Regions from separate parts of the Mus musculus genome. Here all the other regions are linked to region 4. The links are chromatin loops, found by intact Hi-C in ENCODE. Cell type or tissue: left cerebral cortex. All regions are shown on one strand. Links, peaks and the distances in the headings refer to the core of each region. The heading gives the core; the rest is flanking DNA. Region 1 overlaps Gm15411 (a long non-coding RNA gene). Region 2 holds the start of Hmgb1 (high mobility group box 1). Region 3 holds the start of Katnal1 (katanin p60 subunit A-like 1). Region 4 holds the start of Uspl1 (ubiquitin specific peptidase like 1). Region 5 has its middle 3.3 kb from the start of Gm36405. Region 6 holds the start of Gm15408 (predicted gene 15408). Region 7 holds the start of Hsph1 (heat shock 105kDa/110kDa protein 1).

Region 1 (4,323 bases), core at 191-4,190, 220 kb after region 4:
AGCTTGCTATAAAAAGGACCCTTTGGTCTCTCTTCATTCTCTCTGACCCTTTCCTCTCTCAGACTTTCTTCTCTGACCACTTTTTCCCTCTCTTCCCTTCCCCCCACCCCACGCTCTCCCTATGTTCCCGAAAGCAGCTTCTTCTCTTCCTCTTCCTCTTCCTCTTCCTCTTTCTCTCTTTCTCTCCTCACCTTCCCTTCTACCTCCCCCTCTCCCCCTCCTCTCTCTCTCTCTCTCTCTCTCTCTTTCTCTCTCTCTCTCTCTCTCTCTGCCTCTACTTCCCTCTCAATCCCAATTCCCATGTTCCCACATAAACTCTATTCTATACTAGACCCGTCGTATGGATGGTACCTTGGGGGAAGGGATGTCTCAGCGATGGGCCCACCGAGGCACCCCTCCCATGGGACCATACCGAGCTTTACAAAACATACCCTTGGCTTTACAAAATGTATCAGTACCCACCCTACACTCTTGAGCCATATCTTCAGAATTCTAAAGCAGAATTCTTGCCTTTCCTTTCTCAACGTTATAACCACCTTTTCCTGCTGAAACCCACGAACGCACAGACACGCTTCTGAGAATTGTGGGTTTCATCTGCCGCGAAGGTCCGCGCAAACAGCTGAGCTGCCTTTCCAGCCCAAAGGTTCTGGCCTGGCTTCCCAAAGCCTCTAGCTAGATCTGGCATGTGGGACCCGAGTGAAAATAGGTGCAGTAAAGAAACCAAAATAGTCATTCAGTGGGTGAAAATTGGGAGAAGTTTATTCCAAACTGCAGAGGCCACCTCCTGGGAAAGCAAGGAGAAGCAACAGGGGAAAGAAGACTGGCAGGGTTAGATGGGACCGGGAGGAAGGGGTTTGTGAGCTGGGCTGGGGATCCTCAGAGACTAGTAGCATTCATCAATAAGAACCATAGTCATGTGTTAATGAAGGGCCACAGATTCCTATTGCCAGAGATAAGGAGAGTGATTCCCCTTCTAGCAAGTAGGAACTTTCTGCAAGCCCCTAAAGGAATGGGGGCTTTTGTTTAAATGGGAAGAGGTCTTCCTTGGGGGAACCTGTGGTACCTATTTTGTTGGGTGCAGAGACATAGCATGGGACACAAGAAAAAAGCACAAAATTGGAAATGCTGAAACCTTTTGAGCTTGTATGAGAGAGGCCACAAGCGGAAAGTTCCAAGCCTGATGACACGGGGACAGGGCACAGTCAATACTCAGGCATGCTGAACATACCGTGTAAACTTATTTCAGGCTATGCATAGGAAACAAACAGATGTGGTATTTGGACTTGGGTGCTCTTTGCAGGATGAGCTCATTATGTACAAGGAAACGGTCTCAAACTGGGGAGATTCTTAAACTCCAAACAGTCTCGTCCCACGCATTAGATGGGAGATGCCCTCTGCCAGAATCCACCAAAATGAGCACCAAAGAGCCTTCTGTCTATTCTTTTCCCCCCTCAAGGTGCTGGGGATTGGATGCAGGGTCTTGTGTTCGCTAGAAAAGCACTCTCTCTGCCCTGCAGCTGAATTCTTGGCCTTGTGTGTCTGACCAAATACAATTTACATAGCTGTTTTCAAAAGAACAGGCCCCAGTCCTGGTCCTACTTCCTGCACCGAATTCTTTCCTTCTTTAGGGGCCTTTTTATAAGGTGGAAATAGCCCTTATACCTGCATTATGGCTTATTGTGAATATTAAATAAGACCATGTGGGTCAAAAGTGCTTAGTAAATGATAAAAGCCGGCACGGGTGGGTGGTTCCTGTTGCCTTTCTTTTTATCTGCCCGCCTTCTGGAGCAGATTATAGGGCTGGTATGTGCTGTGGGTTTTGCCTCGAGACTTCCCTTGGAGAGCAGTGTTTATCTATTTTAAGGAGACCCTAGAGATAGCAGGCTGCTGCAGAAAAGCAAATGGAATATGGATTTACCAGAAAGAGGAGGGCCGGCTGTAAGGGAACAGCTGTGGAGAGAGTTATCAATCCGGCTCGGCACCAGACGGGTGCCAAGAGGGAGTTGCTAAATGCCTGGGAGAGAATCGTGACCAGAGAGAGCAGCGAGTTAAAAAAGAAAAGAAAAAAAAAAAAAAGAGTCATATCCTGCCAAGCAAACTGGGTCATATTCCTGATGGAGTTAGTCACCGAGCAGAACTGAGCTGGGAAGGAGGTTTCAGGGCAGAAAGAACGGCATAGTGACTCAGCTGGCAGCTGGAGAGGCCTCCTGGCTCTTGAGCAAAGACCCCTCGTGTGGCTGGCATGTAGCATCTTGTGGTATTTTGGATTTGAACTTGATTTTTTTTTTCTTTTTAACCCCTAAAGGAGATTACCAAACATGATTTTTTTCCCCCACTTGGAATAGTTGAGCGTTTGCACACAGGCTAGAGCGTGCTCGCGCACAAGCGTGGGCACACACACACACACACAGGCACCATTTCAAAGACATACATCTTAAGAGAGGAGATAAATTAAATCAAGATGGAAGAGCAGGAAGGCCATCCTGGAACTTTTCTCTGGAATTCGAGTGGGAAGGGACAGCAGCCAATCTTACTGCTTAGAAACCTTTAAGGTCACCGGCCCGTCCTGCGAAGACGGATCCTGTAAAACGACTGGAGGGTTCCGAAATCAAAGTTTAATTTGTGAGTCACTAGGATGAAGTTAAAGCAGCGGGTTAGCTAACAGGAAGAAGTACTCTTCAGGAGAAGGCTCATGGGTGGAATCTCGATTTTGTTCTCATTATAAAAATTTTTGGTGCTTTCTGCTACATATCTCTGCCAAGAAATGCGATATGTTGGGAAAGGAGAGGAAATGTATTCTACATCTCGATGCTGCGACTATAAAAAGCTGTTTCAACGACAGAAATTCGTCGGGGCTCTGTCAGGGTTGTAAATGAGGGGTTTACACTAGCCAATCAGGGTGAGAAAAAAAACACCAAAAACTTAAAGCAGTGTCTATATTTGTCCTATATATATCTCCATTATCTCTGTCTTTTTTTCCCCCTGCCAGATTCCCTCTGTTGTAAGTCCCCTTCCCTAGGAGCTGTCCTCACCGGAGCTTGACAGAGCCGAGCTTGAGTTCTGAGAGCAAGGTAGTATGACACTAAGACACTAAGAAGAGAGAAGTGAATTTCTTGTTACTTGCTCTTCCATCTTTTCTGCACCTCAGCACTCAGTGGCCCTCATTCTTGGTTTGTATCTTGTAAGCACATGGGGTCTGAGACTGGGCCATCTGCAGGGTGGCTTGCCTTTGGTGCCCACTTATTACTCAACTCCCCTTTCCTCCCAGGCCTTTAGGTACATCTGAAAAAGTAGCCTGCCCCCCAGTGTCTCTCAGGCTGTAACTCCTGAGGGGATGGGGTCTATTTTCTATCTCTTGGCTTTGGACTGACAGAGTTAGACCTAACTTCAGCTCCATCATTTAGTAGCAAATTGGGTATAACCTTGTGAATGGAGAGTTCTTTACTTTGAAGGCTGTGGTTAGCTTCTGTTTTGAGACAGACTATGTATGTAGCCCAGCCTGGCCTTAAAGTCACAGTAATCAATCACCCTGCCTCAGCCTCCTGGGCGCCAAGGTTACAGAAGTTATGTCACCATGCCTGGCTACCCACCACAATAGTGTTTTGTCATTGTTTTCTTTAAAGATTTAGTTTATCATCACCCCATGTCTCTCCATGTGTATGCCATTCATGTGGGTCCTCTGGAAGCCAGAGGAGGGTGTGGGATCCTCTGGGGCTGGAGTTCCAGGTGGGTTCAGGTCACTCAATGTGCATACTGGGAACCAAACGCAGGCCCTCTAGAAGAGCAAGCTCTCTTGACTTCTGGGCCATCTCTCCAGCCCTTTAGCAGTTTGTGTGGGAAACTGATGAAACCTCGGTGGCAAGTTAGTCAGATTAGCTGTCAACAAGTGTGACGGTTTGCATATACTTTGTGCAAGGAGTGTCACTATTAGAAGGTGTGGCCCTGTTGGAGTAGGTGTGTCACTGTGGGTGTGGCCTTTAAGACCCTCATCCTAGCTGCCTGGTATTCTGCTAGCAGCCTTCAGATGAAGATGTTGAACTCTCAGCTCCTCCTTCACCATGCCTGCCTGGATGATGCCATGTTCCTGCCTTGATGATACTGGACTGAACCTCTGAACCTGTAAGCCAGCCCCAGTTAAATGTTGTCCTTATAAGACTTGCCTCGGTCATGGTGTCTGTTCACAGCAGTAAAACCCTAAAACAAGAAACAGATAGGAATGAAGAAAAGAGACTTGGGCTCTCCAAAGGCTTGCCCCGTGGTCTTGTACAGAGCCTGTGTTAGATTGTTAGCAGTCTCTGGCTCACAGTGAGTTCTTTTTTTGGA
Region 2 (4,312 bases), core at 313-4,312, 130 kb after region 4:
CTTGGATCAAGTGCATTTTGGAGGAATTCTTTGTTTCTTAGTTGAGAAGTGTATAGGAGCCAGGATTTTAAAAAAAAAAAATGGGGGACATTTGTTTTGAAGTGAAGAGAGGTGCTGTGCTCACCAGAAAGAAAGAGCTGTTAGATTCATCAAAGATTGATGGAAGCCTGTGGCCTTTAGAGCCAGCCTGGCTATTTTTCTCTGCATACCTAAGAATGATCAGCCAACTTGAAGAGCAGGAAAAAGCATGGCCTGTGGGTTTGGGCCCAAGCACTCTCCGACTGCTTCTAATCCCTCAGGTAACAGTAGCCCTAAATGTCTGGTAACCCTAGAGCAGGTACATGTATGCACTAAGTGGTGTGATCGGAGGCAAGATAGCAATCACAAAGATTCATTTGATTCTAACAGTAATCCACACCGAGTCACAGAAAACAGCGTCTGTGTGTGTGTGTGTGTGTGTGTGTGTGTGTGTATGTGTGTGTATGGGGGTGGGGCAATGAGGTCTTTAAAGAACTTGCTAATTCTAGCTGGGCCCCCCCCCAAACATTTTCTGAGAACAGCCAGTATCAAACCCCAGTGGCTGTGCATTAATTCCCTGGTATAAGGCTTTGGTGTCCGGGAAGTTCAAAACAGTGCTTTGTGTCTCACCAAAAGGAAAAAAAAAAAAAAAGTTCGAGAAGTACTGGGGGAAACCCGAGCAAACCCAGAAGAAGGGGTGCAACTGGACGCCTGCTGGCGGGTGCAGACTAGGCTTCTGGGCAGGGTGGGCACGTTAGGCGGGCAGTCCCGGGGAGGGGTGTCTTGTGGTGGGCTGCAGCAGCACGGCCGTCCCGGAGCCCGCAGAGGCCCCCGTGTTTGGGCCACAGGCCCCCCCGAGCAGTCACCCCACTCGGGGAGGCATCCCCAAGCACGGGCCGCACATCCCAACGGCTCGGGGCGGGAGCGTGGAGCGGGAGGGGGGGCGGGCCTGCGGGGAGGCGCCCGGGCCTGGGGACGCAGCCGTGGCTGCGGCGGAGCCGGGCCCTGGCCGCGCGCGCCGCGGCTCGGGCGTGGGGCTGGCTCGGGGCAGGCGCAGGCACAGAGACACCATAGAGCTCCGCTTTCCCGTAGCAGCTGCTGCCTCTGCCGCTGCCTCTCCCGCCTCAGCCTCTCGGCCCGGCACACACACACACATTCAGATTTGCGCGCTGTTTCAATCCTCGGTGACGTGTCCTCGCAGACAGCCAATGGCGCGCGGGCTCTGGTCAGGACAATGGGAGGGAACGGGCCAATGAACGGGCCTGGTGAGTTGGCGGTAGCCAATAGGAGGCGCGCTGGCTGGAGAGTAATGTTACAGAGCGGAGAGAGTGAGGAGGCTGCGTCTGGCTCCCGCTCTCACAGCCATTGCAGTACATTGAGCTCCATAGAGACAGCGCCGGGGCAAGCGCGAGCCGGACGGGCACTGGGCGACTCTGTGCCTCGCGGAGGGTGAGTGCGGGGCGGCGCGGCGGCGGGGAGAGCGCCTCGGGTAGCCTGGTCGCCTGCGCGGCGGCCGGATCCCCGCGGCCCGGAGCCGGCGGGTCAGGCTCCACACAAAGGCAAATGAGGGGGGACCGTGGGGGGAACTGCGCACGGAGCGAGGCTCCGCCGGCCGCTGCCGCGAACGCTGCCCCGCGCCGTGCCGCGCCGAGCGGAGCCGAGCCGAGTCGCGGGGCCTCAGGCGGCCGCCACTTCACACCCGCGGCGCCGTCCGCGCTTCACTGGCGCAAAAAAAAAAAAATTTTTTTTTTGTTTTGTGTCTGCCTGTGTGTGTGTTCGTGTTCCGGATTATTTAAAAAAAATTTTTTTTCCCCAAAACGTGTTTGTGGCCCCCAGGGCCGAGCGTTTCGGGCAGGCGGCGTGCGCGGAGCGAGCGAGCCGGCGGGCAGCGGCGCTTCCCCGCTGTATGGGCGGCCGCGGCGGGGAGCGCGGGGCGGCGGGCGGGGCGCCGCTGCGGGCGAGGGCGGCCGCGGGTGGGCCGGGGGCGGCCGTGCGGGGCGGCTCGGGCCGGGTGAGGCGGCGGGCGAGCGGGGCGGCCGTGTGGGGGGGAGCGGCGCCGCTGCGCTCGCTGGAACATGGCTGACTCGGCCGGGCGCTGCTGGCTGGAGAGAAAACAAGGCGGGCGGGCGGGCGGGGGAAGCTGGGCGCAGCAGTTCTGAGGCAACTTTTTTTTTTCCCCCCCTCTCTCCTCTCGCTCCCCTCTCTTCCTCTCCTCTCTCTCTCTCTCAGTCTCTCTCTCTCCCCGGCCCCGCGTTCTCCGTGCGGGGGCGGCGGGGCGCGCGGAGGGAGACGGCGCGGGGGCCGCGGGGGGAGGGGAGCCGCGCGCCCCCCGCCCCTCCCCCGCCGCCATGGCGAGTGCGCCAGCGCCCCGCCCGCCCGCCGCGCGCCTCGGTCTCCTCGCACACTCACACACACATACACACACACACACACTCACACGCGCGCACACACAAAGGGAAGGAGCCATATTCTCGCTCGCGCTCGCCCTCGCGGCGGCGGCGCAGGCGGGGAAGACGCGCAGCGGCCATTCCGTGCGCCCGGCCCTGGCGGCCGCGGGCGGAGCCAGCCCCCATTTCGAGCGGCGGGGCTTCTTCTCTCCTTGCTCCGGGGCCCGACAAAATGGGGGCGGCGGCGGCGCGAGCCTGCGTGCGGCCTTCCGGGCGCACGTGGCGGCCTCGGGCCCGCCCGGAGCCGCAGCCCCCCTCAACCTCGGGCCAAGTTGGGAGGGCGGAGAATCAATCCTGCCCGCGCGCGCGCCAGGGCACCCCAACTTTTCACGGGCCCGGTTTGGGAGACAAACAAACAAAAAAAAAGACAAAAAAAAAAAAAAAGAAGAGAGCGTGCCCGACACCCCCGTGGTGGCGGAGGAGGCGGCGGCAGGAGTGGCTTTTGTCCCTCATCCTTGTTTACTCGGAGAAACTTCAGACCGGACGTGTTTAGTCAGAGCAGAAACGCATCTCGGGGCCAAAGCGATAGGAAACTGCGGCCTCTCCGGGCCCCGGCCCAGCGCCGCCTCCGCCCGCCCGCCCGAGCAAAGTTTGATGCGAACACGGCGTGCTCTAAGAGCTGGGTAAACTTTAGGTGCACGAGGGGCACTTATTGTTTTTGCTTTTCGTCCCCTCCCCCTGCTCTCCTAGGCCTGTAATTCTCTTAAGGTCTACTGGATCATTCCTTGTACCCTGCAAAATTCACTAATGGACAGGGTGGATTTTTCTATCTTTTTTTTTTTTTTTAATGTTTGTTTTGTTGGTTTAAACAATTTGAAAAAAAGATTTAGACATGGTTTCAACGAGCAGTTAGGCATACAGAACAGACACTGACAGCGAATGCTTGAGTGTACCTGTGCCTACTCTTGAGATCACACTTTGAAGACCGTTTTTTTTCCCCCCTCTTCCCTGTGTCCTATGCCCTCATCTCTGTGGCTTAACCGCTTCTAGGAATTGGCTATGGTTTGCAGTGTTCTGCCTAGCTTTTATGGGAGATTGTCGTCATCATTGTGTTAAATAACACAAACTTTGGTTTGTCATGCCACCCTGAGCAGTTTGAAGCTTGTCTGTTTCACAGTTTTCGTTACTAACGTCTAATGCTTTATTTTAGAAAATCAACTAAACATGGGCAAAGGAGATCCTAAAAAGCCGAGAGGCAAAATGTCCTCATATGCATTCTTTGTGCAAACTTGCCGGGAGGAGCACAAGAAGAAGCACCCGGATGCTTCTGTCAACTTCTCAGAGTTCTCCAAGAAGTGCTCAGAGAGGTGGAAGGTAAGAGGGCTTTAGAGATGCTGAGTGCCTCTGAGTTGTAAATTAGGATGAACGGGCTGGGTGTTCTCCTTACTATATGACTATTAAAGTGCTTTAGGCTGGCATATTGAACATCTCTATGTCAAGTTTACAAATAATTCTTTCTAGACCATGTCTGCTAAAGAAAAGGGGAAATTTGAAGATATGGCAAAGGCTGACAAGGCTCGTTATGAAAGAGAAATGAAAACCTACATCCCCCCCAAAGGGGAGACCAAAAAGAAGTTCAAGGACCCCAATGCACCCAAGAGGCCTCCGTGAGTATGAGCTTATGAGCTTTTATTTTGAGTTGTTTAGAGTAGGTAGGAATTGATTGAGCCACGTCGAGTGCCTAGTGTTTGGTTTCTTAGCTGAGAATGGCTTGGGTCGTGTATTTGAGGGGTCAATGTAACTTAAGATAGGTGGTATTATTAGTGAAGGCATTTGAACTGAGAAACTCACTCCTTTGCACAGTATATCACTACGATTTTTGGTTCTTTTTGTATCTTTAGAAATTG
Region 3 (4,323 bases), core at 158-4,157, 260 kb after region 4:
TCCTAATTTAGTTCTTTTGTTTCTTTTGTTTTGTTTTCAAAACAGGGTTTCTTTGTATAACAAGAACTGGCTGTCTTGGGACTCAATTTGTAGACCAGTCTGGCTGCTGCCTCCCAACTGCCAGGAATAAAGGCACTGACACAGTGCCCACCTTCCCTAATTTAATTTCCTAAGGCATCACACTACTTTTGAAGTATATTTACACACAACAAAATGTACAAATCATAACTGTTCTATTCCATGAGTTCTGACAGCTACAGACACTTCCCTGACCTAAACCTTTAGCGAAATATAGCACTTTTTTTTTTTTTCCCCTGAGACAGGGTTTCTCTGTGTAGCCCTGGCTGTCCTGGAACTCACTCTGTAGACCAGGCTGGCCTCGAACTCAGAAATCCGCCTGCCTCTGCCTCCCAAGTGCTGGGATGAAAGGTGTGAGCCACCCCTGTCCGGCGATATAGCACTTTTTAATCGGTACAGGACAATTTCCCCATCGGCCAATCCACCTTCAACTGCTAGTCAAATATTTTGACCTTTTTTTTTTTTTTTTTTTTTTTTTTTTTTTGGTTTTTCGAGACAGGGTTTCTCTGTATAGCCCTGGCTGTCCTGGAACTCACTTTGTAGACCAGGCTGGCCTCGAACTCAGAGATCCACCTGCCTCTGCCTCCCGAGTGCTGGGATTAAAGGCATGCGCCACCACGCCCGGCTTATATTTTGACTTTTATCACGATTGGATTAACTAGTATCTGAAAGCTACCGTGTGAGGTGCCAGACTTTTATTCTGTTTTATCATAAAAGTTTCTCTCAGGAACAGAGATAGTTCCATTTTGCAGACTAAAACGTTCAGAGCAGGTAGGTAAGGTGCCTCGGGTCATCGGCTACCAACCAGTTAGCCAAGGAGCTGTGTTAGAAGGCCAGGTTGTTAATCCAGGCCCATAGTACACTGAAGAGTGCACAAACCTCTGCATAAGACCCATTATAGCTTCGAATTCAATAGGTGGGGAGCAGTGCCATTTACGAGTTCCAGAGTCCAGAATCCTCCTGTAGGCTGTGTGCACACGCTATCTAAGCAATGGCTCGTTCTCACTCCACTCCCTGGAGGATGGCGGGAGGGGGCTGCGAGCAGCCTCCAATCCACAGAGCTGGCTCAGCAAGGTCGCCTCCTTAGAAGCCGCTCTCTGTCGCTGCACACGTCCCGCCCCGATGCCGGCCGGTGCAGCACGCCCCACCTAGGGTCTCGGGTTCCTCATCCTGTGGGGTGAGGGCTCCGTGTTCGCCACACTCGCCTCTGAGCATCCTTCCCTACTGCCCCCTTTCCCAACGCTGACTCAGCCCCACGCCCTCTCCGCAGCACTGCCGCAGCTGCCATGGCAACCGTGAGCCACCGCCTCTTCGCGCCGGCCGCGAACTAACGGACTCCGGGCGGGCGGCGGCTAACGGCGCCCCGCCTCGCCCCTCCCCGTTCCTTGACAGCCCTGACCTGCAGGATCTAAGTGGTGAGCCCGAGGGGCCGGGCTTGACAGGGAGAGCCGGGTTGCGGAGCCCAGGCGGGCAGCCCCAGTCCGCAAGACCTCGGCCGCCGGCAACAGGCCGCTCCCCCGGAGGAGAAGCGGGAGAGCCACGCAGAATGTAGCACCAGTCGCAGGGTATCATGGGTCTTGTAGTTCGGTGGCTCATCAGGCTCGCCGCCTTGGCTGGGTGATTCGGGCCGAGAACTACAAAGCCCAGCGGTCCGGAGCGCGGCGACAGACTGATAAATTGGGAGCTACTCAGATGGTGTTAAAGTGACTCTTTGTCTGCAGGGGGCTCCGGGGTGGTCGCTGGATTGGGCGCTGTGCGTCGGGCGGGGGTAGCGCAGGTGAGCCTCATTGCTGCGCTCCAGCCCCGCAGCCTCTGCACTCGCGGCCCCGCTCCATCGCCACCGCGCGGGGCCTGGGCCTCCTAGGGTGCTGCCTCTTGGTGCAGAACCGTATGTATGGCGCAAGGTCGATGCGAGACCCGACAAAGCCTTCACTAAAAGGCCTTTGCCTTTCCCTGTGAATCTCTAGGTATTTCTGCTTATTTTTCAAGTACCTCAGAGCTTTTGGCATATAAAATCCATTCATTAGCGTGTGTTCAGAGGACAGTAATATTTAAAAGGACAAGTGTGAAAGCTGATGAAGGATATTACTGTTATTTGGTGATGTCTGAATACATATACATATATATATGTTGCATGTTAGCTATTGAGGTTGAATGTCATGGAGTAATTAATGCCCCCTTCCGGCTCCACTCTTCACTTACTACCTAAATGTTGCCCACACATATTTTGGTTCTTTGAAGACTAGTTAAACTTTCAATGGCTAGTTAATTTTTGCCTTTTTCTGGAGAGTGTCTTTAGCATTTGTTTCTTTTTTCCCCAAGCACTTCCTAGAACGCACACACGAAGCTGATGGGTCTGGAGTATTTTGGGGAGGTCATAAATAACGAACTTGGTTTTATTGACTGATGAGATTTCTTAGTGGGTTTTGATGTGCTGCGATCTCACACACTTGTCTATTTCATTAAGCTTTGTTTGGTCTTTCACTCCCTTGGAAGTTTCTGTTGCTAGCTCTCCTTCATTTCTGACTTTCTCCTCTAGCCAACTTTACTAGAAATGTATTTTATTGAACTTTCTGAACAATCTCCTTTTGACTACACTGAAGTGTTCTGTATTCTGTTTCTATTTTTTAAAAATACCTGATTGATTTATGCACATTTTTCTTTGTTTTAGAGACCAGGCTTCACTGTGTAGTTTTGGCTAGCTAGAACTCACTGTGTAAACCAGGCTGTCCTGGAGCTCACCTGTCTGTCTCAGGATGCTGATATTAAGCATGGCTCAGGATGATTTCCTCTTTTTATTATGTGTAGTGAGAATTTTGGTGTTTTTTTTAAACATGGAATTTACATAGAAATATAAAAATTGTTTTTGTTTTAATCCCAGGTTTGGGATATTGGGCTGCTTCAGATTGTCCACAGCGGTTGACTGCGATTTGCCTCATGCTGTACAAGGGATGTGATTTTTGCCAACAGCCAGATAGTTTCCGTGACTGTGTGATGTTTGGAATTCTGGGGACTTTTCAGAGGGCATATAAATGCTAAGACTCCAAGAGGTGGGGTTGGTTCTTGATCACCACTTGTTAAGTAATTGTTCCTACGTAAAGAAGAAACAACAACAAGAAATTAGATATCCTGATGGCAAAGATGGAACTTGCCCCAAGAAACTTGACACCCCTAATCAGTAGGAAGTAGTCCTGGTGAGGCCCTTCGACCCCAGCCACTGGCTTGCTTACTCTGTACCACACGTATGAGGTTTGGTAGCCTGAAGCCAGCAGACTGTACGAGCATACCTTGCTTCTCAACTATAGTTCTCTGTACCTCTAGATGGTTTTATAATTTCAGGAATGTCTTTATATTTCATAAAGAAAACTCCCAGAGATGGAAGAGCTGACCAATCACGCAGACCCAAACTCAACCATCCACTTTTCGTGCTTCTCCAGGTCTGCTGCTGAGACAGACTTGGCGATTTTCTTAAGAGCCAACTCCAAGTCCCCTCAGGTGACAGGCATCTGTCCTTGGAGTTCCTCCTTGGACAGGGCCTGGATCTCTTCTGGTCTTAATCCATTGATGTGATGTCTCATTCTGTATCTCTGGAGTCACAGGCAGAGACGTCAGCAGCCATTCCTGCACCTCTTCTCACCACTTCCATTACTACAGAGTTACCACAGACATTCTATCACAAAGTTACCACAGACATTGGGAGGACTGGGTTCTGTGTGATTTCGAGATGCCACTTAGAATTCTCTCCTTCAGTTACATCCTGACGTTTCAGAAGAGGTTCAAAACCTATGCAGGAGCTGGAGAGAGAGTTCAGTTGGAATAGTGCTGGGTATGGAAGCCTGAAGACCAGGGGTTCAATTCCCATTTCTCCCCCCACCCTCCCAAATGCTGGGTATACTGGCATATGCTTGTCATCCTAGCTCTGGGGAGGTGAAAACAGAAATCCCTTGGGGGCCTGGTGGTCAGCTAGCCTAGCCTACTTGGCAAGCATAAGGACATTGAGAGACCTTGTCTCCAAAACCAGGGTGAGGTCAAGGATGGTGGTACACACATTTAGTCCAGTATCCAGAAGGTAGAAGCAGGGCGACTTCTATGAGTTTTGCAAATGTGTGACACTTGGAATTCTGGATAATCTTCAGAGGCTGTGGTGGTTTGAATAAACTTGTCCCACGGGAAAAGGCACTGTTAGGAGGTGTGGCCTTGTTGGAGTGGGAGTGGCCTTGTTAGAGGAAGCCTGTCACTGTGTAG
Region 4 (4,323 bases), core at 231-4,230:
CTAGGCTACACACCTGGATTTGTTCTAAGAACAAAATGAAGTTGCGCTGACAAGATACTAACACCTAAGTTACAGTTACCATCTGGTCTACTTTGCTCTGAGGGAAAGAGATGTGTTGCTTCTGTCATTCTGCATTCATTCTCAGAAGAGAAACCTGCAGACTCCTAAAAAGGGTGTTGAGAAAACTTTTTATCTGCCTGAGGGTCTAGGTAACTGTGTGGAATAAGGTTCTTTCTCAATATGGAGGTAAAAATGAGAAACCTTCAAGTCTGCTTTCCTGTCAATAAAGAAGTCAAGGCATATTCGAGCATGGTGGTTGATGCACGCCTTTAAGCCTTTTAATTCCATTGCACAGATCTCTCTCAATAGAACTACTGCAGATTTCTGTGAGTTTCAAGCCAGCCTGTTTCACACAGTGAATTCCAAGCCAGGAAGGTTTATATAGTGAGACCCTGTCTATGGAAGGAAGGAAAGGAGAGGGAGGGAAGGAGAGAAGGAGGGAGGAGACCCATTAAGATGGTAGTAGAAACACTAAACAATATTAAGAAATTCCCCCTCCCCAAAGAATATTCAAGTTTTAAAATACCAGAAGTAGACTCTTGGGGTTTTTCAAGCACTGTATTATACACAAAACCCCGGGGTGGGTCTCAAATTTCAATTTGTCTAGGAATAAATTACCTTCATTATCTTTTCTCCAAGTGTAACTGCTAGCTCCTCCCTGTACAGTATCTAAATTTTGGCATCTTTTGGGTTTCCAAATACAGACTAGAAAGTTTGTGCCGTCTACTCACTCTCATCTCCCATGTTTGCACAGTAGGCGCCATCTAAACTCGTGAACGAGGCTTTGGAAATGTTTCGAACTTGTCTCTCTTTCCATTCATATCACTGTCAAAATGACAGCTCCGCTTCAAACCACCTATTTAATCCAATCTGATTGTAGGAAGTCCGCCCAAACAGCTCAGTACATCCTAAAGATTATGACATGAGCTTATTTCAAGGAGAACAACCAAGGTTTTCCAGTGTTCATCTCCGGCACTTTTCCTCTTACCTACGCCCACCACCGAGCCCCCACCTTCAACGTAGGTAAGTCGCATTCCGGAGACCTTAATGGGAGATATCAGCCCAGAATAGATCCATTTAGCAGCCAATCACGAGAGGGATTTAAATTTAATTCACTGCATGTGTAGAAACTATTACAGGTATTCAAAGGGCCTGGAACCCTTCGGAGCTTTATCTCTCGGCTCTGCATATGAATTTTCAAGGCCAGCAGACTTAAGCCCCAGCGAAGGGATAGGCTTTACAGAGCCCAATACTGCTTGGTACCCAGTCCAGCTTCCCGAATTTGAGACGGATGGGTCCACGCGAACTGAGCTTCAAAAGCCTACCAAGGAAGTCCAAGAGGCGCGGCGTTCCGTTACCCAGCCCATCTCCACGCTCTTCGTGGGGCGGGCACAAACTCTGGTTTCTCTTCAGCGTTTACCTCTTTGAGCCTAACCGGAACCTGAAGACCCAGCCTGCACCTCCATCCTCCACCTTGCCCACCACAACCTCGTTCCTACCCCATCTTTTCAGCGCGCCAACGACCCACCCCGGGCACTCCAGCCGTCCCAATTTCTACTTCCCGAGGGAACTACTGTCTTCCTTACCCTCCCGAAGTACGCTCCTTCTTCGCATACAGTGGACCCGAACTCCTCTTCCAGCTTGAGGTCCCCACCATCTAACCGTAACGTTCAACCCACGTTCCCTCGGACGGCTCCTCCCCCACAGCCCTCTCCGCCAGGAAAGCAACTTCCGCCTGCGAGTCCGCCGCCCAAGAGCTACCCCACAAACACTTTCCTGCGGCAGGCAGCCCTGCTTGAGAGCACGCGGGCAGGGCCGGGGAAGGGGAAGACCAGAGCACTTCCGGCAGGGCTCCGCAGAGGCGTGGCTTGCCCGCCCAGCAGGCGCAGGCGCAGTGGGAACTGCGGCGACAGGGCGGGGCCCCTCGCTACAGAGCCTGCAAAGTGTGAGTCGGGAGGACGGGGGAGGGGGAGGGGGAGGGAGCTGGAGGGGGTGGGGCAGGCTTGGTTCTGGAAGCTGCTGGAAAGCGCTGGAGTGGCGGAGGTGACGCCAGAGGCTAGGGGGCGGGGCGTGATTAAAATTAGTGCGCGGCCTTCAGCGGAGGGATTACGCGGCAGAGGAAGGAGAGGTCGCTGGGCGGCTGCCTGCCTGGCGCGCAGGCGCAGTGATGGGCCTCCCTGGCGGGCCGTCATGGCGGACGCCACGACGGGCTCCCATAGTTGGTTCTTTTCGGCCCGCGCGCCACCACCCTACGTGTTCACAAACGGTTACCACACACGGAGCTGCCCCTCCCTTCTTCCCCAAACCCATCCTTGGAGGCCACTTTTTCTTTCTTCCCTCTCTGATCTGCTCACGGTAAGGGGGGTAGCGAAAGACGAGCACTTGACCCGGGGTGGCACTGAGCAGCCGACCCGCGCATCTCAGCAGCCGCCCTGCCTCCTTGAACTTCAGAGAGGGGAGAGCTCAGTTGCTAAGTTTTAAGAACTGCCTTCGTAGAAAGGTCATGTGGTGTCAGGGAGGTCATGACTGATCGCGTCCATGAGGACATCCTATTCTTGGAGTCCTTTGCATAGACTGTTTCCGTGGCCTGGGACTACAATTTGGGATTTTTTCTGGACCTTACAGGAATCATGACTGGCATTTTGGATTGCGGTCCTGTAGGGTTTCATTAGTGGTCTTAAACGACCATGTTCTGGCAGAATACTGATAATTTTGGTAGCGTGCAATGGGGGAAACAAGTCCGCTGTAGGAAGAAATTATTCAATAAAAGAATTTCAGTTTGTGGTACTTAGGAATGGAAATCGCTGAGCGTTCCAACAGAGACTTTGTTAGGGTTTTTTTTCTCCTCTCTCATGACGAAAATAGACTGGTTAGGTTTTGCTTTTTTTTAATTTTATTTATCTTTGCATTTACACTACATACTGTACTGGTATATTTGTTGTAAGATCAAACAAGTAAGATTTCTTTTTGTATGGATTATGAGGTTTTTGAGAAAGTATTTCTTCCTGAGAGAGTAGCCAAGATTAATAGGATTGTTTTCTTATTCAACATGCTATTTCCATTTTTAGAGTGGAGTACACTTCCCCTCCCAATAAACACTTGCTGAATGTCAGCTCATAAATTGAATGATCTAGTTGGTTCAGTTAAAATGTAACCCGACTTTTGAGGTGTAAAGCAACATCCACAAACAACTAGAATAAAAATAAAAATGGATTATTGCTGTCTTTAATGAAAAATTTATTAAAACAAAATTTTTGGCCAGAAAAACTTAATAGTGACAAACAAAATGAAGATGGAATATGGCGGGTCGGGGAGGGGGGGGGAGAAAATTCCCAATTTACTTCAGGTTAATAATAGTCCCCAGCTGAGAAGATACCATGTACTTCTGTGTATTCTTTCCACAGTATGCAGAGTGCCTGTTTTTATATACATTGGTCCCATAGAGAGTATAGTTAACCTCAGTAAACTAAAGTAGGTTTATCTATTTCCACTTAGAAATTCATATTCAATAAATGGAAGCTTTTATTTAACTAATAATTAATTAAGCTGCAATAGGAATACAGTGCTCTGCAGATCATTTTGTGAGCTCTTGTTCTTTTTTTCTGTTGTATTCCTTAACTGAAAACAAACCTTTAGCACCAACCTGGGATATAAATGCTACCTCTAAGCCAGGTATGGTGGACACCTCTGTAAGCCCAGCACTCAGGAGGACCTTGGGTGGAAGCCAGCTTGGGCTATATAACAAATGAGTGCTTAGAGTTGAGACTTGTCCTAAAATCAAACCCTGCGGTGGTTGTGTATTCTGGTCTCATTGACAATTTACTGGACTGCAGAAACGACTTCCATCAGTAAGTTATTCTCCCTGCAGTAATGAGGGCCTGAACTGGAAGCCCCAGCACTTTGATAAAGCTTGGCCCAACTGTATGCATCTGTTATCCCAGGCTGGGGGAGGTGCAGATCTGTGGATCCCAGGGGCTCACTAGCCACTCAGCCTGGCTGAATCTGTGAGCCCCAGATTCAGTTAGAGACCCTGTCTCAAAAAGTAAGCCGAGAGAAAGGAAGACCGTTAGCATCCACCTCTGTCCTTCACCTGTGCACCATGTACCCGGGCAGCCTGACTTTCCAGAGTACAGTCTATAATCCCTTTACTAAATCTTATCTTCAGAAAGCTGGAAAAACCAAAAGCTCTTTGGTAGTAAAAACTGGTGCAAACCAATGAGATACGTGAGCTTTCTCCTGTGTATTTCATTGAAACAACATTAA
Region 5 (4,323 bases), core at 94-4,093, 370 kb after region 4:
TCCCTGAGAATGACATCGGTTACATTCTGTTACATTGTAGAGGTAATGAGAAATGGGTGGTAGTCCCAGCCTGAATCTTTTTCTGAATCCAGATATATGCTAGATACTGTAACAAATTACCTGAGGCTAGACGCTTTATGAAGAAAAGATGTTTGTTTTGGCTCATAGATGGGGTAGGGTGATGAAGTTCAAGATCAGGGTCTGGTCAGTTTCTAATGAGGGTTTCAGAGACTGGATATTCACTGCAGACAAGGGAAGCAAGTGGGGGAGAAAGACCAAGTGGAGGCGCCATGTTTATTTTGTAACATGAAACTCTAGTTTCATGAGACCTGCCTTACTCCCTCAAAGATGGATGCTAGTCCCCAAGACTGCTATGGCCCCATGACCTATTCACTTCCTACAAGGCCCTATCTCTTCAAGGTCGTCAATACCAGGACACCACGAACTAACTTCCAGAAGGTGAACCATTGGGAGAGACGTTTCATCCAAAGCTGGGGGATCCACTTTAAAATCTCATGTGCTTCCTGTTCCCCAACAGCCTTCAGCGACAGCCCCTGCATCCTCTGACAATCCTTGACTGAGTCACTGATGGTGGTGGCTGTAAAATACAATCCCTTCACTTTTCATAGACCTGTGGGCATTTAAAAGTCCAGCTCATTATCAGCTACTGACTGGTAGATGGTCTGTAGGTCAGTCTCAGCCCCTCTGAGCTGGTGTCTCCACATTTCTGACACATCCCACTTAATTCCTGCATCACCTGCTTTTTGAAACAACAGAATGTTCAGGGCTCACTGTGATGGTTTGTATAAGTTCGGCCCAGGGAGTGGCACTATTAGAAGGTATGGTCCTATTGGAGTAGGTGTGTCACTGTGGGTGTGAGCTTTAAGACCCTCACCCTAGCTGCCTGGAAGCCAATATTCTTCTAGCAGCCTTCAGAAGAAGATGTAGAACTCTCAGCAGTTCCTGCACCATGCCCGCCTGGATGCTGCCATGTTCCTGCCTTGATAATAATGGACTGAATCTCTGAACCTGAAAGCCAGCCTCAATTAAATGTTGTCCTTGTAAGAGTAGCCTTGGTCATGGTGTCTGTTCACAGCAGTAAAACCCTAACCCTGTGTTTATCTTATCCCAGAGTCAAACACGCTCGGACATCTTTTGGTGAGAAGGACAGATCAAAAACAAACATGAGGCCTGAGGGCCCTTGGGAATCAAACAAGGCAAACAGCTTCGTTGTGGGATACAGTCGGAACTTCTGCTTCTCTTTCTGGCCTTCACATTGTCTCCTACAAAGTGGTGGCCCTCAAGGTCCTCACAGGATTCATTCACTGCTGTCCCAGCTTCTGCCATCCCCTGGCTGGGGCAGAGACAGGGAAAACACAGCATCTGAGGGTCTGGAAGTGGCTTGGACTTATGTCCACTTTGCCTTGTTGCTGAATAAGGCTTTGGTTTCTCTGTGTGCCAGGGGTGGGGCGGGGCGGGGGCAGTGGCAGCTCAGGAGGGGGATTGGGAGCACATGTCCTAGACTGTCCAGAGGCCTGAGGTGAGGGAAGTTTCTCTGGCTTGTAGGGCTGGAATTAGCAGATGAAGTTTCTAGAAGATATTTTACCAACTCACTAAAATTCCGAAGCCTGTTACTTCTAAAAAAAAAAAAAAAAAGGCTGTCAGGGTATTTACCCACTTCCCAGGGTCTTTAGAGGAGACGTCAGGAGCCGGCATATCCAGTGTTTGGCACGGGTCCTGATCTGGTGGACGCTGTGTGAAAATGCCATCTGGGTTTGTGGTTGCTTTACGGAGGGAGGGGTCTGGGGAAAAGAAGGAAGAGAGCCGGTTGACATAGCTGTCATTTGCTGGCTCGACATCTCCTAACCAGGTCAGCCCTTCCACAACTGAACAACGGCTTTTAAAAATTTAATTACTTTTTAATGAAGTTGAAGGGAGACTTTGGAGCCAGCTACCTGGCACCTTCGTGAGATGAATTGGTGTCACAGCGGGAGAGATGGATGAGTGAGGAGATGAGGTTTCGCTGAGCACAGAAGGCTGTGGAGGGGAGGGAAGGCAGGAGGCTTGCCTACAGGGAGCTAGCTAGAGCCCACATCCCTTGGAGGTTACAGGTGTCCCGGGCTTCAGTAGATAGAGTCCAGCAACAACAGGGTTGGTCCTCTGACTCAAAGGTTACCCAGTCAATGCTGATTTAGTGAGTCTTGTATTTGTAGGCTTTATATTGCTATGATGGAAGACCTGAGGCTCCTAACTTAGAAAGAGAAAGGGTTATTTTGGCTTATGGTTCTGGAGATTCGTGTGTAAGACCAGGAGCTGGAGAGCACAGTGTAGCATGTCAGCGGCATGTAGCAAAACAAAATGTAAGTCATAAGCCAGGAAGGAGAGAGAGGAAAAGAGGGTGGGGAGAGGGAGAGGGGAGAGAAGAGGAGACGAGGTCCTATAACTACCATTAAAGAAAGGTTCACCTCTAACGACCTAATCCCCACTTGAATCCAGCTCTTGAAGTTTTCAGTCCAACCAACAGCGCCACCTAGAGGCCAAGAGTTTATACTGTAGGGCTTAGGGGGAAATGGTCCAATCCAGAGCCTCTCAGGTCTCTTAAGTCATCTTGGGTGGCTCTTCTCCGAAGGTCACTCCCAACATCTGATCTCGTGTGATTCTAGGGCGTCCGCTTGCTCTCCGGAGGCGTGTGGCAGACCGAGGGAGGCTACCTGGAACTGGCAGCAGCGTCTCCCTGGAAGCAGGCAGCCTCAGTCCCTCGCGGAGGGTATCAGGAGGATCCTCCCCCATCTAGGATGAGCAGAGTGCCTGTCTGAGGACAGAGGGTCACAGGGGTGCAGCTCTGGGTACCTTCCTTTGTCTCTGCCCCCCTCAGCCCTCCTTCACACCAAAAGATCTGATCCATCTCAAGGGTCTTGAAGTCACAGCGTCACTTCCTCCGTGCTGCCCTCCAACGTGGGCCATGTACGTTGTCACTGGACACTGAACCTGTGGGTTGGCTTGCCTCCTGGCCCTCCGTGGCCTGTTCTGCAGCAGCCTTCTCAAGGACTGTTGGGTTGCAATGCTTGCCCAGCTTCGGACCAACCCCGCCTGTGATTTTGTTGGACTGGTGGCCTGGATGGTCTGCTGTGGATGCTCTAAGACTCGTGCTTTCTGGGTGGTTATCCGAGTGGCTTAGGAGCAGCTCAGAATTGCTTCCCTGGAAGGGTCATCCAGCTTCCACAACTGCCCGGCCTCGCCCTGCCCGACCTGCCCCACCTGAGCCAATCTAATCTTGGAGTCAGCCTGGCCTAGGGTAGCATTCTTTTTGCCCCTGGGCTGTTTTTACTGACTCCCACCCTCTGTGCTTTCTCATCCCTGGGGGCGTGGGCATCTCTTTTTGTAGCCCAGGCTGGTCCCAATTTCAAGACCCTCTTGCTTCAGCATCTTTAGTGTGAGAAACAAGACCCCTCACTCTGTAATAATAAATTTGAGAGAGTAGGAACACAAAAACAGTCTCTATTTTACAATTCTGCAGAAATGAATATCAGCCAAGCAATGAACGGCTGGCACATCAGTTTGATACAAAGGGTACCCCCCCCCCCCAAGCCTCTGATTGCAAAAGAATTCCTCCCCCTAGGCTGGTACTCCAGAGAGTTGTAACCTTCAAATTCCTGTAGCATGGCTCCCTCCCCAAATTCCCCATCCTATTAGTTCAGGAGTCAAAGCCTTACTTAAGGTATTTTTATTAAATGTATCCTTATTAAATGTATTCTTATTTAATGTATCCTTATTTGATGTATCCTGGAGCCTAAGAGCCCCTCCTTTTCTGACCTTGGGCTCAGCCATGCAGCCGACTTTTAAGCCCAAGGATGAACTGAGGGCACCCGGACAGGCAGCTTCCAGCCACTGGCCAGGGAAGTCAGGTGCTGAGTGCCTCCTGCAAATCTGTAGTTCTCTGATCAGCCCTAAATACTTGAATGGGCACCGGGGTTCTGGTGTCATGCTGACTTGCCATGCTGGTTTGGTGTGTTTCCCACCAGCTGGATTCATCTTGTCCCTTGCTTGCTGTGTTGGTCAGTTTTCTGTCGCTGACAAAACACTGAGAAAGTCAGCTGATACAGAAGGAAAGGTTTGCGAGAGCTTGTGCCCATTTGGTCCTTGTCCCACTTTGCTTTCTGTTGCTGAGATAAACACAGGGGCCGGAAGCAACTTGGGGGAAGGAAGTCATTTATTTCTTTTGCAAGCTACACTCGGTGGGCATTCAAGGCAGGCATTTAGAGTAGAAACCATGGAGGAATGCCACTTGCTCCCTCTGGCCTGCTCAGATACCTTACTCAGATA
Region 6 (4,323 bases), core at 155-4,154, 180 kb after region 4:
GATTCACCATTACAAAAGTATTTCAGGACTGTAGAGATGGTTCAGGGGTCAAGAGCACTACCAAAGCAACTTACTGAAGAAAGCTTATTTGGCTTATGGTTCTAGGAGGAGAGGCCATAATGGTGAGGGAAGCCTGGAGGGGGGATTGATCAACACACAAACACACACACACACACACACACACACACACACACACACACATGTCAGCCAGGTACTCTCAAACTGTAGAATCAGCAGGAGACTGAGAGATCATATGTTCCATAGCAAATGTGGAACAAACAGAGCAAACACGAATTGAAGCAAGTCTATAAACGCTGAAAGCCCCTCTACCCTCAGTGACAAACGTCCTCCAGAAAAAGTGCCACAGCCTCAGACAGAGCCACCTATCGGGGTCCCAGTGCTCAAACACAGTAGCCTGTGGGGGACATTTCTCATTCAAACTACCACACATGCTAAAAGTCAGTGGCTGATATAAAGAGAATATTATATCATCTATTTAAAAGTTGCGCAGCCTGAGGTCCGGGAGGGTCTTACTGTGTATGGTCGCCAGGCTGATTTGGAACTGGTGACCTTCCCGCCCGGATTTCAGGAATATGCCATCATACCCAGCTCTAAATTCCTTTAAGAGACAGGAACAATTTAACAAGTTTAATATGATAGGGTTTAATAGATTACTATTAAACCATCCCAATGCATTTGTTTAGGGGGGCAATGATGGGGCAAGAACAGCGAGGACCTTGCCACCCCAAGGCAGCTACCTGGTTTCTAGAAGCTTCCGGATCCAAGCAGGGACAACATGGCTTTGCAATCCTCCTGCCCCAGCCTCTGGCAGGGGTGGGGTTACAGATGTGTAGTAGGATAGAGTTTTTTCAATGAGACAGAACTCTTTTCTTTTTGGAAAGGGTACTAACAAAAACACAGTTCAGAGAACATCCAATACAGGGCTTTGTATGCTTTTAAAACATTTATTTATTTGTTTATTGTATGTGTATGTGTAGCTTGTGTGTATGTGTGTGTGTGTAGCTTGTGTGTATGTGTGTGTGTGTAGCTCAGAGGACACAGCTTGTAGGATTAAGTTCTCTCTTTTTACCCTGTGGGTTCGCGTCATTAGGTTTGGCAGGAAACACCTTTACCTGTGGAGCCAGAGCTGTCTTGCTGGCCTGTATTGTTTTGTTTATCAGATAAAACAGGTAGAGATAAGAGTGCTTATGAAGAACTCTTTTTCCCCATCTAGACAAAAGGGGCCAAACACCAACCTTGAGAGGAGCTAGGCAGCTTTTAGCTCTCATCCCTACCTGCTCCAAACAGGCCAAGAGCCGAGATACCCAAAGTGCGTTATGGGAATTTGTGACAATCTCTCTGTCTTCATGATTAGATTTTTGCAGGCTACAAACCCCAGATGTTGGAACCACATGTTCTGTTAGCCTAGTGAGGAAAAAAAAAAAGTCTTTCCTGGAATTCTGAATTTTTAAAACATTTTAAAAATACAAAGAAAAAAAAAACCAACCCCCAAACCACACACACCAGTCCGAAACCAAGCAACAGATAACTAAAACCTGGGCTACATAGGACCCTAGTTCCTAACTTCAGCCAGAATCTAGGATACAGTTTCACAGAAGGGAATTTAACTATATAGTAGACAGTGGTTCCTAGGAGCAGTCCAGGGATGGGTTTGTGTGGAAATAGGCTCAGTGCTCAGGGGTTGGAATGTCTCTATCACTTCTGTCCCTGGGTATCACTTAAGTACTTAGGGTGAGTTCCAGTCTCACCCTAGACACCTGCTTCCCTCGTATGCACTGCGATGGGTGGGGTTAATCCTACCAGACCAACATTAGGTTAGCATATACTTGCTTGCTTACGGGTTCGTCTGCTTTGGGAGCCAAGGTCTTAAAGACTCATTGTGTCTACTGTATCCCCAGCACACGGGGTGGCTAACTCAGTCCTCAGCAAGGATTTTAAAACTCACTGTTAAGGAAGGAAGAGGGTTTAAAGAAATGCAAAGCCCCTCTTACCTAGAGACAAAGATCCTTGCTTGGTTTGAGAGCTGGGGGCTTTCTTCCCTTGAGTTTTCAAGCACTGGACACCAGAAATCCTGTTGCTGCCTTAAAAAATCCCTCACTGCTATTGAGGTCAGAGTGACCCGGACAGGACCTGGAGTTCCTGCTCACCCACTCAATCACTCCTGCAGGGCCTGACACCCAGTAAATGACCTGTACGTATTTGCTTTAAGAAAAAAAAGCACCCCACCCCCACCCCACCCGCGAAACAAGAGCCAGGGTGTTCGTAGGCCAGGAAATCCGTTCCTCTGCCTGCGTCCCAGCCTTTTCCAAGCGCCTCCATTTGCTGAACTCACAGTGGATTCAGAGGCCAGGAAAGCGACACCTGCCGGCGGATGGCCGAAGTGCGGCTCACCCGAGCCGGCTTCCTGCAAGCCAGACAGAAACTGGCCCTGGGCCAGGGCGCCTGCACGTGGTTTGCCTGTGCAAGCCAGTTCTTGATTCGGCTGCAATGGGCACAGCACGGTCTCCTTCTTTGAAAGATCTTCCAAAACTTCTCCACCAGGCATGTCTAGGGGAGCCCCCAGGTCTTCTGGCTTTGGCCCTGGGTAACATCTTTAGTCAGCCTGCACCCCTCCCCCCATGCCTACTGTTAAAAGGGTCTGGTGTGCCGTCTCTATATACCGCTCAGTGAATTCATTAATTTTAGCTCTACTAAATGAGTGGAGTCCCCTTTCCTGGCTCATTAGATCCTTCCCTGTGCTTTCTGTTTTGACTTGTAATAGCAGAGAACACAAGCTTGTTCCTCCGCCATCGCTGGTCGTTTTTTTTAAAAGGTTCCCAGTCAGCAGGATTGTTCGCTGAAAAGCTAGTGTGTGGTAGCAGTGCCGTTCACAGAGGCTACTACAATTCAGCACAAACACATCACATATAATTTACTACTTGCCTGGGCGAATGCGGGTCTAGCCTCAGCTTTATAATTACCCACTTTCATTGTCACCCAGGGCTGGAAGAGCAGCTCCCTTAAGGCTGGGAGACACCGGCCATCTATCTAGAGCTGCTGGTTTGGGGCTTGTCCCTTTAAGGAAGGAAGAGATTTGCGTTCTTGCAAGGCTGGCAAATGAGCAGGTTCTTCTAGCAGGGACGTTAAGGTGCCACCTACTGTCTAGGTGGATGGGTAGGATAGCCTGGGCTATTCTCTGCAGGTCAGAAAGTAAGTGGAGAGCCAGAAGTTAGTATGTGGGCTGTTGTTCTTCTCCCAGCTGCTGGGAACTTGTTAGAAGTGGGGATATCAAGGCACTGATGGGAAGACCATTGACTCTGCACTGAGCTTGCGTCTGCTCAGTAGGTCCCGCCCTTCTAAAGGCTAAGTGTGAAACCCAGGGAGTTCCTGCAGGTGGTTCTGATGTTCTGTCAAACGTGACAAGGGGCTGGGTGTAGCTTAGTGGTACCGGACAGCTGGAGAGGCAACCAGCAGGGCTGGGGGGTATTCCTATAATCCCAGCATTCAGGAAGCTGAGGCAGGAGGATCGAAAGTTCAAGGCCAGCCTGGGCTCCATTGTTAGACCCTGTCTCAAACATCTGAAACCCCAAAGAGATAAGTTTGCTAGCCTGTGAATTAGAGAAGGAAGCAGGGGGACTAGTGGGCAGACTCCAGGGAAAAGCTGGGCTGAAGCAGGAGAGTGTACCGTCACCGCACCTGGGTGTAGAGAAGGGGAACCAGCTTGTGTAAGAGTGTGCTAAGTATACGCTATCTGTGCCACACTGAGTGCCAAAGTACAAAAACCACAATTAACTTAACGAGCTTAATTAGCTTTATTTTAGGTGCTGTGAGTGAGTTTAATGTGACTACAGGTAGGACATCCACAGATGGAGGGATCGAGTGAAGCCACTAGAAGTCAAAGCAAGAAGGTGTGGAGAGGACGTCCCCTCCCCCCACCTCCCCCTCCCCCTACTCCGTGGAGGGAAGAGGAAAAACGAGAGCAGTGTCTGGGTTCCAGTTCACTGGGGACGTCTGTGTGCCGAGAGGAGGAGAGACAGCTGGGGAAGTCAGGCAACCTGGGCGGAGAGGAAGAAAGAAAACCCTGTGTAGCATCACTGAGGCAGAGCGGCAAGACATTCCAGTAAGAGGAGTAGGGGAGAGCCGTCCTGAACTGTGCTTCAAACCAGCTGCCACCCAAACCTGGCTGAGAAAGCAGGCTCTGTTGTTTGTTTGTTTGTTTGGGGTTTTTGTTTTGTTTTGTTTTGGTTTGGTTCTTTTTCGAGAGAGGGTTTCTCTGTGTAGCCCTGGCTGTCCTGGAACTCACTTTGTAGATCAGGCTGGCCT
Region 7 (4,265 bases), core at 266-4,265, 450 kb before region 4:
AGGTCATCTTTGTTTAAAAAAAAAAGCTATGATTCTAGTAATTTTTAAAAAGTTTTTGGCTGGAGAGATGGCTCAGTGGTTAAGAGCACCGATTGTTCTTCCGAAGGTCCTCAGTTCAAATCCCAACAACCACATGGGAAAAAAAAAAAAAAAAAAAAAAAAAAAACTAAAGGGAAAACTGGTCAACCTCATATTCTGCTGGGTGGTGGTGGCCCACGCCTTTAATCCCAGCACTTGGGAGGCAGAGGCAAGCAGATTTCTGAGTTCGAGGCCAGCCTGGTCTACAAAGTGAGTTCCAGGACAGCCAGGGTTACACAGAGAAACCCTGTCTCGAAAAAACCAAAAAAAAAAAAAAAAAAAAAAAGAGTTTTCATATACTTAAAAAAAAGCCGGGGTGGTGGAGGTTTCAGAGACACAAAATGAAAAGAATGCCAACAAACATATTTCAAATTTAAAAACGCAGCTGCTCTGGGATAGCGTTGGTTCTTCTCCCATTTTAAATAGTTATGCTAGCAGGTGAAATAACTTAAGTGGCAAGCCGATCAATCACCACGAATAAAACTTACTCTGCAATTTGTATAGAAAGCTCCCATTTAAGCAACCCCACTTGTCCTACGGGAAGAGGCATACTTCAGGAGTTAGTTTTTAACCCTGGGCCCCAACTCTTCATTCAATTACACACTTATTTAGCAGCGCACGTTTTAATTGTGCATATTTCCATATTCTAGAGGGTACACACGGGGTTTTCAGGCAAACTTTGACGTTTTTTTTAACGGTACATAAGAATTGAAAGCAGGAGCCAGCAGCATCCACCTCTGCTTTCTCTTCATGGAACCTAAGCTTACTTTCCAAGGAAAGAAAATGAAAGGTTAGATTAAACAAGGAATAAACCATACACCCATTTATTAAACCATATTATTAGCCATTACATTAAATCATAACCTTATGGTTAGGAGTGGCAGGGTTAAACAAAGTCGGCTTAAACTAGTATCCAAAATATGCAAAACCCTGTCGGCAAAACACCAGCAGCTTCCCAAATTGCATAGCAATCAAAAGTTTTCATTTAAGAAGAAGAAGAAGAAGAAGAAGAAGAAGAAGAAGAAGAAGAAGAAGAAGAAGAAGAAGAAGAAGAAGAAGAAGAAGAAGAAGAAAACCCTTCTGTGTTTTATTCTGCAACAATCTTGCCAGCGGACAAATGTCTACAAAATATAAACCGCGTTTGCGGCTTATCCTGACGCCCCTAAATCGCAATCCATTAGCTGTTGAAAAAACAAGCAAGAACGGAACACAGAACAAAGCATACACCAGAGAAAGAGCGCGAATCGGCAGCAGCCAGCTGGGCCTCTTTTTACTGAGCCCTTAAGACAAAGCAGGATCGTGGCACGCACCACGGGCTGGACTACATATCCTAGCATGCAAAGCACCGAGGCCTCACCACTGGACTGCGTTTCCCAGCATGCAAGGCGCTAGGGTCTCCCGGCCAGACTACGCTTCCCGACATGCTCTCTGCCAACAGCAAGTTCGTGACCGGAGAGGCCTGGGGTCCCGGAGTAGTGTGTTCTTTCTCCGTCCTTTCAATAGTTTTTCGGCGTCGGGAGCCGGACACTGCCACCGGAGTCACCACTTAAGCGACAGAAGTTCCCGACCGGTTATTCACTGGAGTCAACTGGAACGAAAACTGCCCCTCAGGCTGGGGAGGGCGGGATGGAGGCCGGGCAAGCTCGGTCAGTTTTAGCCAATGGCGCCCGAGCAGCTGCCCTGTCACCATGGCAACTCAGGCCGCCCGCGGAGGGACCAGCAGTCCATTGGGTAGAATCTTTCTCGAAGGCTCGAGAAGAAGGAAGCGGAAGTGGCACGTGGAGGCGCCGGTGAGTAAAATGCTGCAGATTCTGGAAAGTTCTCCTCAGTAGGCTACATAAGGCTGAGCGATTGGGACCTCCCCTTTTGGATTGGTAGCTGAGCGGCGGCGGCTGCGTGAGAGAGGCGGGCGGCGGAGAGCGGTGGCAGAGACTGAGCGCAGTCTTGCAGGGTAAGCCGGAGGCATCTTCCCGACTGGTCGGGAGCAGGACGAGCACGCAGCGGACCCGAGGCGGAGGCGGACCGGGCCAGCCATGTCGGTGGTTGGGCTAGACGTAGGCTCACAGAGCTGCTACATTGCGGTGGCGCGGGCCGGGGGCATCGAGACCATCGCCAACGAGTTCAGCGACCGCTGCACCCCGTAAGTAGGAGCCTGGGTGGCCGGGGAGGGCTGGAGCTCGCTGCTTCCCGAGGGAGATGGTGGGTCCGGGGATTCCGGGAACCGTGACACCCCGCGACCACCTGGTCCCGCTGGCCTTCCAGGCTCGCCCCCGACTCCCCACTCAGCTTCTTCAAGCTGGCACCGGCTCCCACCTCAGCTAGGATCTCGGCAGAGCCTGGGCAACAGAGCCTTTTCCTCCGCATGGTGAATCTCCAAATGACCTAGAAGGTTCCAGAGCCTGTGCGCCGCTGCTTGCCTAGGGAGCGAGCGGACTGTTGTTAGCGACCACAGAAACACGCTATGGTGGAGGAATCCTCCGTCTCTGCGTCTCATCTACTCCTGATTTGTTAATATTGCCCTAGTGCCCCAATCGCCTTTTGGAAGCGTCCTTTTTAAAGCTCATTGTGAAAAACGTCCGTGAGAGTTTCCAGACCCAGAGTTCGTTTATTTTAACACCATTTAGAGTAAGCAGTACAAATTTAACATTGTTGTTGCTTAACACACTGCTGTGCAAAAAATTCAGTGGGGAAGATGGATTTTTTTGCTTCGGAATTAAATATTCTGCAGCAACGTGGGTGGGTAAACGGAAGCATGGTAAAAAGCAACTTTTTGAGGGGGTTAGTTTCTGAAGGTTACATATTAGAGGCAGTTAGACCTGCGTGTGCCTTCACCGACAACAGCTGTATGCTTTTTAAGGCAATCATTATAGGGCTTTTTCCCCCCATGTGCAAAGTCCAAGATAATAAATGTTAAACATCGAACCCAAAGGTAAAATCATTCCGACCTTATTAGAGGAACATTTATGAGTGAATAGGAGGAAGAAAGCCTTGCTAGGAACTTACTTTCTAAGCATGGGCTCCCTCTCTCACAAAGCCATGGTGCTCTGTGATTCGGCAATTAGTAGGAAGGCTGCCAGTCCTTCTTGCCCCCATCCTGTATGCTAAGCGCTTCTTCCTCTCTCTGCCTAAAAAGAGACAAAAGGTGTGTAGAGGAGAACAGGGAGAGCTGCTTGGGTAGCTGTGTTGCTGACCAGAATTTTTGACTGAGGTGGTTTTTTTACCCTTGGCCAAACTATGCGGTTGAAAATGGAGTTGGCTACTGATTTCTATTACAGTTGTTTGGCATGGAAAATGAGACAATCCAGTCTTACAAGTGTCTAGTCCCTCTGAGCTCAGAATCACGGGGCGTGTAGATTGAACCTTACAAGAGTACCTGCTTAGAGCGGCTAGGTCCGAGCTGTTTTTGTTACAGCAAACTTGAATGTCCTCAGTAGAGTGCCAGTTTACTCATCTCGGTCACCCATGTAGGAGGAACTGAACCCAAATTAGATTTGGATTACTAACGCTCGCCCTGTGGATTACTCTCTAATCCAAAGCCTTACTCACCGCCTCCTCCACACTCTCCATCTTGTCTCTGTTCTGGTTCTATGTATCCCCTTTCCTCTGAGAAAGCTGTCTCTCTTCATCTTGTCAAAGCAGGTGCAGTGTGAAGGCTTGGCCTCTCCTTTTCCTCAGCGTTTGTACTCCAGTCAGCAGTAACTTTGTTTCTCTTATCATCTTTATTTGACCTTACAGAGAATCTTCCAGATGGCAACCTACCTCATCCATTTCCTTTAAACTCTACAGGCATATCATAGACCTCTTAGGGTTACATAAAAACTTTTAAAAATTCTAAAGCAGATGATATATCGGGACAGAAATAAGTGTGCAGTGAAATTTAGGATTGTAGGAGGCTGATGACAGGTAGAGTTCTGTTTACTTTTGGTTGTGCATAATGCCAAGTTCCCTATCCTTTGTGACCTGGTGACTCTGTATTAGCACCCCAGGTATTGGGAGAGGGCACTCAAGCTGCACACAGATTATCAGATATTCCTTATATGTGTGAACAGGGCTGATACTTGGGCTGAATTGTCAGAGGTGTGATTTTAAATAGAAATACCTGCCGCTGAAAACTGCGGGCTGTGCTTTACTTATGTGGGAATTTCCTCTTGTCACCTTAGAAACGGCCGCATGTGTGCTTTTTTTTG

Evidence for each region. A loop is a pair of places that touch in the nucleus more often than their neighbours do. Peaks named below come from ENCODE experiments on the same cell type or tissue, not always from the same donor. Only the 100,000 strongest peaks of a DNase experiment are listed, where the experiment ranks them.
Region 1: it touches region 4 in a loop (12-fold over the local background); 2 of 42 quality-filtered maps call a loop at or near these places.
Region 2: a loop joins it to region 4, with 8 times the contacts of the local background. A loop is called at or near these places in 21 of 42 quality-filtered maps.
Region 3: it touches region 4 in a loop (7-fold over the local background); 7 of 42 quality-filtered maps call a loop at or near these places.
Region 5: it touches region 4 in a loop (4-fold over the local background); 4 of 42 quality-filtered maps call a loop at or near these places.
Region 6: it touches region 4 in a loop (7-fold over the local background); 5 of 42 quality-filtered maps call a loop at or near these places.
Region 7: it touches region 4 in a loop (11-fold over the local background); 3 of 42 quality-filtered maps call a loop at or near these places.

What each region holds. Positions count from the first base shown.
Region 1 is chr5:148,963,690-148,968,012 of GRCm38, reverse strand. All of the region lies in intron 4 of Gm15411 (a long non-coding RNA gene), which reads left to right. Among named protein-coding and RNA genes, the nearest start is that of Gm52833, 10 kb to the right of the region's middle. In left cerebral cortex, for the core only: a CTCF peak has its summit at 2,217; DNase peaks (open chromatin) are centred at 1,416, 2,014, 2,803, 3,590 and 1 more place; H3K27ac peaks cover 3,777 bases.
Region 2 is chr5:149,050,055-149,054,366 of GRCm38, reverse strand. Hmgb1 (high mobility group box 1) reads left to right here and starts at 1,310. Exons shown (of 5, transcript NM_010439.4): 1 at 1,310-1,467; 2 at 3,616-3,779; 3 at 3,927-4,072. The coding sequence starts at 3,630. In left cerebral cortex, for the core only: CTCF peaks have their summits at 1,272 and 2,557; DNase peaks (open chromatin) are centred at 2,166, 2,523, 2,980, 3,443 and 1 more place; H3K4me3 peaks cover 2,335 bases; H3K27ac peaks cover 2,374 bases.
Region 3 is chr5:148,926,058-148,930,380 of GRCm38, reverse strand. It overlaps Katnal1 (katanin p60 subunit A-like 1), which reads left to right and starts at 1,734. Exons shown (of 11, transcript NM_153572.2): 1 at 1,734-1,855. Gm36446 (a long non-coding RNA gene) reads right to left here and starts at 1,569. Exons shown (of 2, transcript XR_377236.1): 1 at 1,478-1,569; 2 at 759-1,248. In left cerebral cortex, for the core only: no CTCF peak of the experiment used is centred there; DNase peaks (open chromatin) are centred at 1,388, 1,666 and 2,216; H3K4me3 peaks cover 2,193 bases; H3K27ac peaks cover 1,591 bases.
Region 4 is chr5:149,182,130-149,186,452 of GRCm38, reverse strand. It overlaps Uspl1 (ubiquitin specific peptidase like 1), which reads right to left and starts at 1,893. Exons shown (of 9, transcript NM_001115149.1): 1 at 1,647-1,893. In left cerebral cortex, for the core only: no CTCF peak of the experiment used is centred there; DNase peaks (open chromatin) are centred at 1,456 and 1,981; H3K4me3 peaks cover 2,668 bases; H3K27ac peaks cover 1,941 bases.
Region 5 is chr5:148,810,459-148,814,781 of GRCm38, reverse strand. No RefSeq gene overlaps it. Among named protein-coding and RNA genes, the nearest start is that of Gm36405, 3.3 kb to the right of the region's middle. In left cerebral cortex, for the core only: a CTCF peak has its summit at 2,528 (motif pointing left); DNase peaks (open chromatin) are centred at 2,131 and 2,541.
Region 6 is chr5:149,004,988-149,009,310 of GRCm38, reverse strand. The region is part of intron 1 of Gm15411 (a long non-coding RNA gene); the gene reads left to right. It overlaps Gm15408 (predicted gene 15408), which reads right to left and starts at 2,349. Exons shown (of 4, transcript NR_040429.1): 1 at 2,013-2,349; 2 at 1,296-1,425. In left cerebral cortex, for the core only: a CTCF peak has its summit at 2,392; DNase peaks (open chromatin) are centred at 2,410 and 3,025; H3K4me3 peaks cover 1,246 bases; H3K27ac peaks cover 1,457 bases.
Region 7 is chr5:149,633,923-149,638,187 of GRCm38, reverse strand. It overlaps Hsph1 (heat shock 105kDa/110kDa protein 1), which reads left to right and starts at 1,873. Exons shown (of 18, transcript NM_013559.2): 1 at 1,873-2,218. The coding sequence starts at 2,112. In left cerebral cortex, for the core only: no CTCF peak of the experiment used is centred there; DNase peaks (open chromatin) are centred at 1,830, 2,360, 2,762, 3,568 and 1 more place; H3K4me3 peaks cover 3,249 bases; H3K27ac peaks cover 1,813 bases.